3 separate regions of the Mus musculus genome follow, and regions 2 and 3 are each linked to region 1. The links are chromatin loops, found by intact Hi-C in ENCODE. Cell type or tissue: heart. All regions are shown on one strand.

Region 1 (4,000 bases):
AAGGAAAAACAAAAAGGGGGTAGGATTTCAACATTATAGTCCAGATCTGACTCAATTTTTAGATCTGAGATACAACGCTCAGTACCTGCTAGTCAATTATTGCTCCCAGACAACGAGCCCCGTGCCGAGCCTTGTGCGGAGGAGGAGGAGGAGGAGGTCGGTCCTGACTCTACCCCTGCACAGATGTTGTATTTACTTTGCTAATGGAGGAGACGCTTGTCTCTTGCTCTGCTCATTTAACAGTAAAGATAATAAAGAAGTCGGGCTTTACGGCTTTCTGAGAGCAATTGCTGCTTAGTGCCTGCAGCTTAGCATCTGCTTCTTAGGAACATTAAAAACTGCTTTCTTGAGTGTAAGCATCATCAAAAAAAAAATAAATGAATTTTTTTTGCAAAGTCATTTGCTTTATAAACTCACAAATCTTTGGGGCCGTGGGCTTTCGTGGCAGCTGCAGAGCCAGCACGCCAACCCTATTCCACGTTACCTTTAGTCGCTCACATGGCTTTATCCCTCTTACAGACAGGTACCTGCGGGTAATATGTGCTCTGTGAGGTAGCTTGTTTAGAGCCCGTGTCACCTCTCTTCCCCCTGGGCTGGAATCCTCTCTCTGGGCTACCCTGCTTTGTAACTGTGAAGTGTGTGTAGACTTTACATGCCAACATCCCTGTACACTCTGACCCCAAGCCTAACCAACATTAGAGATGGGGACAGCTTTTGATTGTGTCAGGAATCTTGCACCAAAGACTTTCCCTTAGAGCCAACGAGGCACACAGCCTTTTCTAGCAAAATGACTCCAAAATTACTTATTAATTATATACATACTTGTTACTTTATCATCCATTGATATGATTTCTCTCATACAAATACTTTTTTTTAAGTCTCATCTGTCAACTAACACAGACAGTAGTCATTAATAGTGTGACTAATCAAACATACAAATAAAATACATCCACACGTGCCTGCTGGCATTTCAGTTACTTAAACACAGAGGGAAAAAAAGAAAGATGTAAATCACCACAGTCACAATGTGAACGATGAACTTCACTGTGTCTCAGCACAGCACAGAGGGAAAGGCCAGGATCGTCATGCACTGCAGTGGCAGGCTGTTGTCATCTCCCTCTGGGGACAATTCATGGGGCACTGCTGGGTACCACAAGTCACTGCTGTCAACACCAATGCTTGGCTGCAAAGGGTGACAAGGATCCATGCATGTGGATAATATATATAATATTCACTAGTCACTTTTAACCCACAGTTTGAGCCTGTAGACTCTTTCTTTAACCCTTTGCTGGGAAAAAACTTAGGGCATTAGCCTACCGACAAAAGAAAGACCCAACAAGCTGGCTCGGACACCCTGATTGTCTGGGGAGCCCAGGTTACCCCACAGCCAGCAGTGTCTAGATTGTGCTCTGGAGTGTGGGAGATTGGAATTCTTAGCTAGACTGGTGTCAAGCTCCTGGGGTTTAGAGTCCACTTCCTGGGTTCTTTTCTGACTGTGCAGTTGGTACTGATCCAGCGAGCGTGGGGGCAGGGTCAATGGGGCAGCCCCTGCATGCAACAGAATAGAGATGAGTGCAGAGGACACTGAGGCAGGGGCGGACCGCATCTGTGTCTCCTGCTCATCTCTGAGTCCTAGGAAGACTGACTGAGCTCAACTCCCAGTATATGATCTGAGAATTTTGATTTAAATGTGGACTTGGGTCATGGTGGATGTCATATGACTTACTGGAATAATTTTCTATGCTGCTGCTTTGTAACTGTGCAGAATTTATATGCCAACATCCCTTTGCACTCTGACCCCAACTCTAACCCTAATGGCTTTTGATTGCTTAGTTTTTGCTTGCAGATCTGGCTATTGACCACAAGAGGGCAGTAGCAACCTACAAATCTTTACGGCACGCTCAAAGGCGCGGATTCTGTGTTTGCTTGTCTCAGGCGGAAATATGCATATTTTTGGAAGTCTTTCTTTTCTCCACAGGGGCCCTGGGAAGACCTTGAGAAGTTATTTCACCCCAGGTGATGCCTTCAGCCAGAACCACATTAAATCAGCACAGATGGCTCTCTCTGGGCTCAAGAGCAAACGGCAGTTTATTTGTAAAAGCTGAAGTTAATAATGATAATGATGTACAATAGATATGATAAAGGAAAACCCTGATAGATTTATTTTAACAGGAGAGACGCTCTCCTTGTCTCCACGATCAGTGTTATCTGTCCAGGAAGCTTAAATGGAGACAAATTAGGAATTCAGCAACAGGAGCAAGCTTTGGGGAGATCACACGGAAGGTCAGGTACACGGGAGAAGCCACATGGCTGCCAGGCTTAGAGAGCAATTAGTTGGGGTTCTGTCTTAAAAAATACAGGAGAAAAAAAGGCAGATAGCACCATGGAAATGAAGTATCTTTCTCTTGCTTTCCCTTATCCCAGCCGTGTTTCCCTTGGTGGGACATGTGCCCTCCTACTATGGAAAACTCAGTGTGTGCCAAGCCTTTCCCCCTAAGAGTGTCCTGAACCCCACTGCAGCTCAGGATGGGTCCAAAGCATTGATTGATCAAGGCAATAATCAATTGATCAGGGCAACAATCAATTGGTCTCCCTGATTGTTCATTACCACAAAGCCCAACCTTCTCATAAAATACCAAGTACACATAAAAGAATATAAACTGCACGTGCACATGTGTGTGTGTGTGTGTGTGTGTGTGTGTGTGTGTGTGTGTGTGTGTGAGGAAACCAGTAAAATAGCTTGTCCAGACTACACACTGTTGCCGCCGTACTGCCACAGGGCCAAAGTCGACTTCAGATTCGTGTCTGCAGGTGGACCGTGTAAAGCCCACTGGACACATTCACACCAGCCTCCCTGTCTGTGACACCCACCACGCTCTGAGTCCCGGTTCCTCCGCTGAACATAGTTGGAGCCCTGGGAGTGTGGGGAGCAGGGGAGCAGCTTCAGGCCGTCAGGATGGAGACACAGCAGGATACGCTGTCTGTCACAAACCCCTATCAGCTTATGTGTGCAGAGTGTAGTGTAACTGGTTGCTGTGTTGTTATGGTTGCTAGGGATTGTTACTCACTGTTAAGGGCCTGGAAGGAAAGCTTCCTTCTTAATCATAAGGCATTATAGAGTGGAGAAGGCCCTGTGTTTCCACACTCCCAAGGCTGTCAGCAAGAAAGGCTGCAGTCTGGGATCCTACGGTCTGGGAAGGCAGAGCTGATTGCCTTCTCTCTCTCTCTCTCTCTCTCTCTCTCTCTCTCTCTCTCAGTCTCTCTCTCAGTGTTTTTCTGACACTAATTTCTGCCCTGGCCACCCCGGAAGGCTGTTCCACCCTATGTCATGTTCCAGATTATATCAATTATGTATGTGAGTGTATGTGGGGGCGCATGCATGCCAGTGAGTGTGCTCTCCCGTAGGTGCTTGTGGAGGCCAGAGGCCAGTCTCAGACATCACTCCTGAGGATCGTCCACCTTTCTTTCTCTCTCTCTCTTTCTCTCTCTCTCTCTCTCTCTCTCTCTCTCTCTCTCTCTCTTTCTTTCTTTCTTTCTTTCTTTCTTTCAGCAGGGTCTCATCTGGAGCTCAGCAATTAGGCCAGGCAGGCCAGCCAGTGATTTCTGCTGTTCCTGCCTTTCTGGTACCAGCTTTACAAGTGTATCCCATCATACCTGTTTATTTACATTTATTTTGTGGTATAGGTGTATGTGTGCGTGCGTGCGTGTGTGCGTGCGTGCGTGCGTGCGTGCGTGTGTGTGTGCGTGTGCATGCATACCTGTGCATGTGCCTGTGCGTGTGTGTGTGTGTGTGTGTGTGTGTATGTTCATGTGAGTGTGAAGGCTAGGTTTTCCTTGAGTGTCTTCTTCAATTACTTTCCACTTTCATTTTTGAGACAGGGTCTCTCATGGAACATAGTTCTGCTAGGCTGGCTGGCCATGTACTCTGGGGATACACCTCTACCCTCCAGCCTCCCCTGCCCCCGTCACCTTATAACCAGGTGCCCCATTCCCAGGTGCA
Region 2 (4,000 bases), 74 kb after region 1:
CAAAAACTGTGTGTAGACTTTAAAATTCACGTAAGAAAAAAAAATACCAAGAGTAAAATTATAAAACAAACAACAAACAAGGTAAGGATATTTTTACCAATGCCTGCCGATACCGGTTAAATATATTTTGACTAAGAAAGGAGAACATTAGTTTCTCCAAAGAAAGTACATGCCGAGTCGCTAAAGAAAAGAATACAAGCATTGTAGATGCAGGAAGCAACCAACCTTTCTTCTGTTCACAAAGGAAGGGCAGACAATGAAGTGTACTCATGGATGTTGTGCACACGTGTAGAGGGAGCACAGGGTACTTTTGGAAAGAATTTAGAGTTGTCACCAAAGTCTTCAAAGTGTCCATGCATTTTATCTCTGTGTTTTTTTTTTAAATCAAAATCAGATTTAAGAAAAAGATTTGTGGACAGCAATCTTCACTGGCATCATTTATAAATCATCAAGAACATAGGTTCTGAGCAACCGAGAACATGTTCATTGTTGTGTGTTGAAGTAACTAAAGCACAGCAGCTATTTAAAACCATGCTCATGAAAACGTCACAGGTACTGTGTGTGAAAGCCATGGATGTTTATGTTGGCCTGATCATACAAATGACTGTAGGTTCCGCAATGCGAGTTTTCTTGGTAAATGTATCATTTTTCGGTGCTTATATTTTTATGCATATCCATGCAAAGACAAGTGAAAAAATAAAATAATGTATAATTAGTTATTGTTTGTGGCTGGAAAGACTGACACTCCACGGCTGATACAAAAGCCATACCACAAATAGTTTGATAAAAAACTTTTATCAAAGATGACCTAAATGTAGTGCCATTTCTGAGGCCACCAAGTTCATGCATTCATTCAATAGACATTTACATAACCACACAACATCCAGGCAGCCATCTAGATGTTGGGGGGGCACAAATGATCTATGTACCTCAAATATGTACCAGGTGTGTATGTGTGTGTGTGCATGCGTGCACATGTGTGTGCATAAATTAGTGTACTTACTGCGTAGACTGAAAGTGAAATTGTTTCATAGGATGCCGTGTACTATGGGTTAAACAGAGTTATGTGATGACCACTTGGGGAAAAATGCTTGATCAAATCCTAAAGTAGTTTTCTGGGATGTTCTGACAAATCCCCACAAACTGAATAGCATAAAAGAACACTTCACTAACAGCCCTGGGGGCTAGAGGTCTGGAGCCATGGTACTTGTAAAAGATAGAAGGGAAACGTTATTTCTGAAGTTTTTCTTACTTTGCTGTCATCTCCACAGGAAGGGATGGTCTTAGGGTTTCTGTTGCTGCTATGAAACACCACACCCAAAGCAACTGAGGGAGAAAAGGGCTTACACTTTCACAGCAAGTTCATCACCAAAGGAAATCAGGACAGGAACTCAAACAGGGCAGAAACCTGGAGGCACGAGCTGATGCAGAGGCCACGGAGGGGTGCTGCTTACTGGCTTGCTCCCTCTGGCTTGGTCAGCCTGCTTTCCTACAAAACCTACCCAGGGATGGCACCACCCACAATGGACTGGGCCTCCCCCCATCAACCACTCATTAAGAAATGCCCTACAGCTGGATCTTATGGAGGCGTTTCTCAATCGAGGCTCCCTCCTCTCAGACGACTCTAGCTTGTGTCAAGTTTATATAAAACTACCCAGCACAGTGATGAAATGGGAGATACAGTTCAACAGACACAAGTGAAGCACAGAAGATTTTTAGAATACGAATTAAAAATTTAGATTCCACTAAGGAAAATCTAAAAAGAAATGAGTTATATCGTAGATGTGTATAACCTACCAAAATTAAACCAAGACAAGATCAATAATTTAAACAGGTCTGTAACAAGCAGCATATTCGGTGAAGCAATTTTTAAAAAACCTTCCAACTAAACAAATTCTGGGGTCTGAGGTCCCTTGGTTGCCTTCTCCATTCAGCTGCTGATCTGGACCCAGTCTGCGTCTTCTAGCTTTAACTTGCTTCCAGGAGTATGAAGAAGGAAAGCAAGTCTACTGGATCATTCAAGTTTCATTTCTGCGCAGCCCAGCCTTTCCTCTGGCTGGCTTAGGAACTCAGGCAGTACCAAGGAGATCCAGCCTTGCAGCTGCTCCACAGCAGCCTGCTCCACTCCGCCAATTGCAACACACACACACACACACACACACACACACACACACACTCTTCCCTTTGGATTGAGCTGAGCCCCGGCGAGCCTGCCAAGAATTGCAGTACAAAGTGTGGACGCTGAGCCTGACTAGCCAGGAGGAAGGTCCAGGAATGGGAACTCAGCGTTCTGAAGGGACTTTAAGGTTAGACAAACAGAAAGCTGGAAATGAGCCTCAAACAGATGCCGAAGAACCAGTCTAGTTCGAGCAAATGTAATTTGCCAGAATAATGCATAGAGTTCTTTTGGGCAAGCCAAAACAGGAGCAGGCTCTCACTACACACTTTATAAGTTACTGTTAGGTGCTCTTGGTCACATGTGATATTTAGTTGGTTCATCAGGGGTTGAGTGTGGAGTAGAAACCACAGCAGCTAGGATAACAGGCTGCTCTCACCAACTGCAGACAGCTAGCGGGAAGGAAGTGAGGCTAACAGGCAGATACCCACTCTGTCATCCTCAAAGCCCTCGAAGTTATCCTCATCTGCCTGCCGATAAGACATGCTGAACCCCTGTCTAGTTGCAGAGAGCCCGGACTGAAGGACAGGCAATTGCCTGGGAGAAATTGGGAATCATGACCAGGATACAAAACACTGGCTTTGCCAGTCACACACTTTAGCAGAAAAGCTAAGATTAACACATCTAATCAGTGGGTGGCTAGAGAGATGGCTCAGTGGTTAAGAGCCCTTGCTGCTCTTCTAGAGGACTGGAGTTTAGTTCCAGCACTTACATCAGGTGGCTCACAACCACCTGCAACTATAGCTGCAGGGGAATCGGAGGCTTTCCTCTGGTCTCTGTGAGTACCTACAAACATGTGGGGTACACACACACACATGCACACACATGCACACACATGCACACACATGCACACACATGCACACACATGCACACACATGCACACACACACACAATCTTAAAATGATAATAACTGTTGGTAGGGCTCTCAAACCAGTTTGTGTCCCCTGAAAAAATGTCTCACTCGCTTTGATCTGACAGGTCAGTCATACCACTCTGTAGGCAAGTATATTTCACAACCTTTTAAAATAAGGGTTCAACCTCCCCCTACCACCTACCAGAAGTAGTGGAAAAGAACGGTTACTAGGATACAGGGGAAGTGGAGAACTAGTTCTTTGGGGCGATTCCAATCTTTGTTGTTCTCAGTCCAGTCCAGTAGCAAACAAACCAGCAGCTGCAGTCCAGTCCACTCGGCAGACACCACACATGAATCAGCAAGGGCAGTTCAATCCAGAAGAGACTGCCAGGCTCGCCAGTTGGCTAGAAACTGTGGAAGCAGCAAGAAGCCACAGGAATCTCATGAGGAGTTCTCTGGTGAGTTTCTCTCTATGAAGTCCCCAGAAGTGAAGCTCGGAAACTCAATGTAAGGGAAACTGATTGATACATGGCATGTTGCCAGCGAAGACGAGCAAGGCCGAGTGAAGTGAACCAATGCTTGAGTTTCCACTGTCTGGGGTGTGTGTGTGTGGGGGGGGGTCATCTTTATATTCTTTCTAGACGTCATGCATCCTTTAACGTGTTTGCTTTAGCAAAACCTCCCTCCCTCTGTGTCTGCTTCAGCAAAACATCATTATAACCTAACCGAGTCTCCAAAGAAACCAGACATTTCCACTTTGCAAATCTACATGACAAAACACAGGATTGGCTCCCACCATATTTACCCCAATCCATATTCTTAAAGACTGAAAGACTTCTTCTATGTAAGTCATTTCTAAATAATTTACGGTAAAACTTAGAATGTAATAAACCAGAAATGACATTTCACAAGGTTTGAGAACATGTGTGGTGTATTATAACTTGGGAGGAAAAAGGCAAACGCAACGTGAA
Region 3 (4,000 bases), 130 kb after region 1:
CTCCTGTATCTTCATTTGTCTTGATCCAATTTTTGGCTCTTCTGAGGGGGTCTCTCTGAGACCTCCATCTCGCTGTTTTCTCTTTCCCACACCACACAAACTGACCAGCACGTTGTCGCTGACCGGGTGATGGTGGTCGGTGACTTTGGTTGGTTGTTTGGAGACAAAGTCTCACAGTTAATTGCAGGCTATGATCCCCGTGCTCCTCGAGTGCTGCGGTTGGTTATTTTGTAGCTTCTTAGAGCGTACACCTGGCTCCCCCGCCTCCCCCCGCCCCCGCCCCCTTCCTTGAACTTTGATTGTCAACAATCCTGAACAGCACCAGTTCCCTGAACACACTGTGACACTGTCACTCCGATGCGGTTGCCTAACCTTTTCCTCTACTTCTGGCACGCTCTGTCCCGAAACTTAACCAGGGGGGGTTGCGCCTGTCTCTGCTGACCTGCAGATCACCTTCTTCCAGTCTCTGTTCCAGGCAAGCCCCTATCGCGTCTCCCACCACTACTCTTCTCTTGCAATGGTCAGTGTTTTCTATTTATTTTTTTCCCCAAAGCTGGAAACCATAAAACATAACTTATGCAGCCATGATATCAAGTGCTGGGTACAATGTTACGCATAAGAGAGGTGCAGTGATTGCTGAAAGAATAAAAAGTTAGACGTGGGGTGTTAGCATTTCCTCTAAGCTCCGTCCAACAGTTACCTTCCTCCTCCTCCTCCTCCTCCTCCTCCTTCCTCCCTCTCCTCTCTCTCTTCATTTTCTTCCTCTCTCCCCACGTGTTTTCAGCCAGTCTCTTTCCTTTTTTTCTCTCTCCTCTCTCTTTCTGTCCTTCTCTGTCCCCTTTTCGTTCCCTGCCTCTATTCCCTTCCCATGTCCCAAATTAATTTCATTTTATACTAGACCTGTCGTGTGGCTGATACCAGGGCTGGGGGTGGGGGGTGGTTTACCTCAGCATGGGCCCGCAAAGGCACCCCCTTCTGCCACATCACACTGGCATTTCGTGTAGAGAGACACATTAACTCTCATGAGCTGGACTCTGCTCCCGATTCCTTACATAAAACTTGCTATGTTATCATACTTTCCACGCGCATGACCCCCATCTCAACACAGACAGGGCTTGGACTTAGCCCCGCCCCCCGTCATTTATCTCTCTTTCTTGCTCCTAAAACACGGAAGCACTCACTGTATTCATTCCTTCCCTGCAGAAAGTCATCGCCACAGCCTCATCCTGTCAAACCCCACAGCCTTGCGGCTGCTGACAGAGCTACTGGCCACTTTCCCCACCAAAGGGTGCTTTGCCATGAAAGACAGAGGAGACTGCCAGCCCTCGAGAAAGATGGAGAATGGGATGGGAGATTGTAGGGGAGCGGAGAAAAGCCCACACAGATGAGGCAGAGTGAGCGCCACATCCCCTTGTTCAAGGACACATGGACACTGTCCAGCTCAGCACTGCCGAGGCAGTGCAGGCTACCCCATAATCAACACAGCAATTCTAAACCCCTTTAAACAGTATCTTTACTCTAGTGAAGTTTTATTTATTTCCTCTAAATACTGGCTCCTCAAAAACACAACGACTCAACCACCTAAGTAAATAAATAAAAGCTAGCCACCATGGCTGTAGCCCCATCATCCTAGCAAACAAAACAGACCACCACATCAACAAAAGGCTCAAAATAAATGCAAGCCTCCTTGGGTCATTTAAGCCAACTCACTAATCAAAAAGTTTAAGTAATGTCCTCACATATTTATAGAGCTGAGCTGGCCACCACCACTGAGTCACCCTGGAACCATATGCGTAATAGACTTGAGTAGAAATTGATAATAGTATTTAGGCCACAAAGATCCAGGCGTCTACAGACACACCCACATGCTGAAGCACGTCTTCAACACAGTCAACCACTTACTGATTTTTTTTTTCAGTAGGTGCCTATAAATTATATGTAGCTGATAGCTACATCCCCATTACATATCAAAGATTTAGTGAACCACCATAATTCATCAATCTAGTAGACTGTTGGGCCCATAAAGGTTCTTAGAAAACACATACTGCAACCTGTAATTCTACAAACTGAGACTAAAAAAAGCTGGTTCATTATCCCCAGTCACTCAAAGGGTAGCTAGAATTAATTCAGGTCTTCTTAAGGAGTCTTATGTCAGTAGATTTTCATAATGCATACACCAAAGCCCATAGAATGCTAAGCAGAATGTGCATACATGTACAAATAGAACTACTAACTGTAAAATAAGCTGAAATAATAACTGTAAGTACAATTCAATTAATTGCACAACCCAAACAGAACAACCTTTTGGCCAGTGTTTTAGTCAGTTCAATCCCGTGTTTCCTGAGACTCTCATCTTCTACCCAATTCATTTGCCGTGCATGGTTCTTCTAATTATTGCTTGAAAAGGCAAAAGGTGAAAACTTGTATTAGTGATGGCCCAGTAGGGCATAGGGAATGGGCTGGCCTTTGGCAATGGGATGGAAAGAGCGCCCTCTTGTGTTGCCTCAATGGAATAGATTCTTTGGCCTTCAAATCCCTCTTGTGCTAGCTAGGGGTCAAAAGACAAATATCCATCCATTCACTAATGGCTCTGCAAGCTGCATGTATGTACTAAGGATAGGCCAAAGCCAAGTATGAATATCTACTCTGCATATTTTATTCCCAATTTTGGTGTATTCATCATCATACACAGGAACCCAATTTAAGAATAAAAACAGGAGAAACGGGCTGGTGAGAAGGCACGGGCTGGTGAGAAGGCATGGGCTGCTGAGAAGGCAGGCTCTGGCAGGGGAAAGGGATTGCCGCCAAGTCTGATGACCCAGGTTTGATTCCCTCAGAACCATACGGTGGAATGAGAGGACAAATTTTTACAAGTTGTCTTCTGACCTCCACACACTGAAGTGAATGTGTGTGTGTGTGTGTACCTCTAACTGGGCAGGGGGCGGGGGGATATGGAAGGAGACAGAGGGAAGAGGCATTCGTAACAGTAATGATATTTGAACAAGTCACAGGGAAATACTGTTTTAGCTTACACACACACACACACACACACACACACACACACACACACACACACACAGTGTGCTAATTTTCCAAGCCCCGTAGACTAATAAAATTCCCAGGGCCAGGTATGGGAAGCCTTTCTTTAAGTTGTTGGTCAGTGTTCAGGTTTGCTTTCTATTGCTGTGATAAAAAACATTTGAACCAAAAGCAACTTGGGGAGGAGAGGTTTTATCATCTTACAACTCCCAGGTCACGGACCATCACTGAGGGAAGTCAGGGCGGAGCTCAAGACGAAATCTGGAGACTGGGACTTGAGTAGAGACCATGGAGGAATGTTGCTTACTGATTTGCTTCTAGCAGTTTGCCCAGGATGGTCTCTTATAGAATCCAGATCATCTGCTGGGTGGGGGGCACCTCCCACCATGATTGAGCCCTCCATCATCTGTCTAGGAAATGTGCCCCAGACATGCCCCCCTAGGCTAATCCAATGGAGGCAATTTCTCAACTGAGTTTCCCCTTTCACAGATAACCCTATCTTGTGTCAAGTAAGGGGTAGGGATGTGGGAGGAGGATTTAGTAGCACAGGAAGAGGAGTCCAAGAAATGTCCAAACGACATAGGCTTTGGTTGTCTAAAAAAGGAAAAGAAAAATTGAAAGACTGGCCTCATTGTGAAAGACACCACAAAATTTGGACACAGTACTTGGTAGCATTAAGCTGAAACTTATCTGAAATCCTCCTCCCTGAGGACTAGCTCTTATCGGATCTGAAATTGCTGTGCAAGTAGCCAAGGGAGAAAAGCAATTAATAGCTGTGCCCTGCTGTAGAGCTTATGAGCCACAACAATGAGCAGCACAGCAAGCTATCCTCAAGGGTGCAGTAGTGGCACTTACATCTTGGGGATAACCAACAGCTCTTTTATTGGACTAAAGGGCACTTCAGTAAGAGGGAATTTGTGCCTAGTGCTGTTAAACTGGCCTAACTACTTGTGTTTAGGGA

What was found. Peaks named below come from ENCODE experiments on the same cell type or tissue, not always from the same donor. Only the 100,000 strongest peaks of a DNase experiment are listed, where the experiment ranks them.
Region 2: it touches region 1 in a loop (4-fold over the local background); 2 of 42 quality-filtered maps call a loop at or near these places.
Region 3: a loop joins it to region 1, with 8 times the contacts of the local background. A loop is called at or near these places in 31 of 42 quality-filtered maps.

The regions. Positions count from the first base shown.
Region 1 is chr8:24,523,161-24,527,160 of GRCm38, reverse strand. No RefSeq gene overlaps it. Among named protein-coding and RNA genes, the nearest start is that of 9130214F15Rik, 22 kb to the right of the region's middle. In heart, a CTCF peak has its summit at 1,852 (motif pointing right); DNase peaks (open chromatin) are centred at 1,481 and 2,880; H3K27ac peaks cover 1,193 bases.
Region 2 is chr8:24,448,870-24,452,869 of GRCm38, reverse strand. No RefSeq gene overlaps it. Among named protein-coding and RNA genes, the nearest start is that of Gm30845, 3.0 kb to the right of the region's middle. In heart, a CTCF peak has its summit at 2,256; DNase peaks (open chromatin) are centred at 2,229 and 3,379; H3K4me3 peaks cover 236 bases; H3K27ac peaks cover 420 bases.
Region 3 is chr8:24,393,508-24,397,507 of GRCm38, reverse strand. No RefSeq gene overlaps it. Among named protein-coding and RNA genes, the nearest start is that of Gm30633, 13 kb to the right of the region's middle. In heart, a CTCF peak has its summit at 2,498 (motif pointing left); no DNase peak of the experiment used is centred here; H3K27ac peaks cover 661 bases.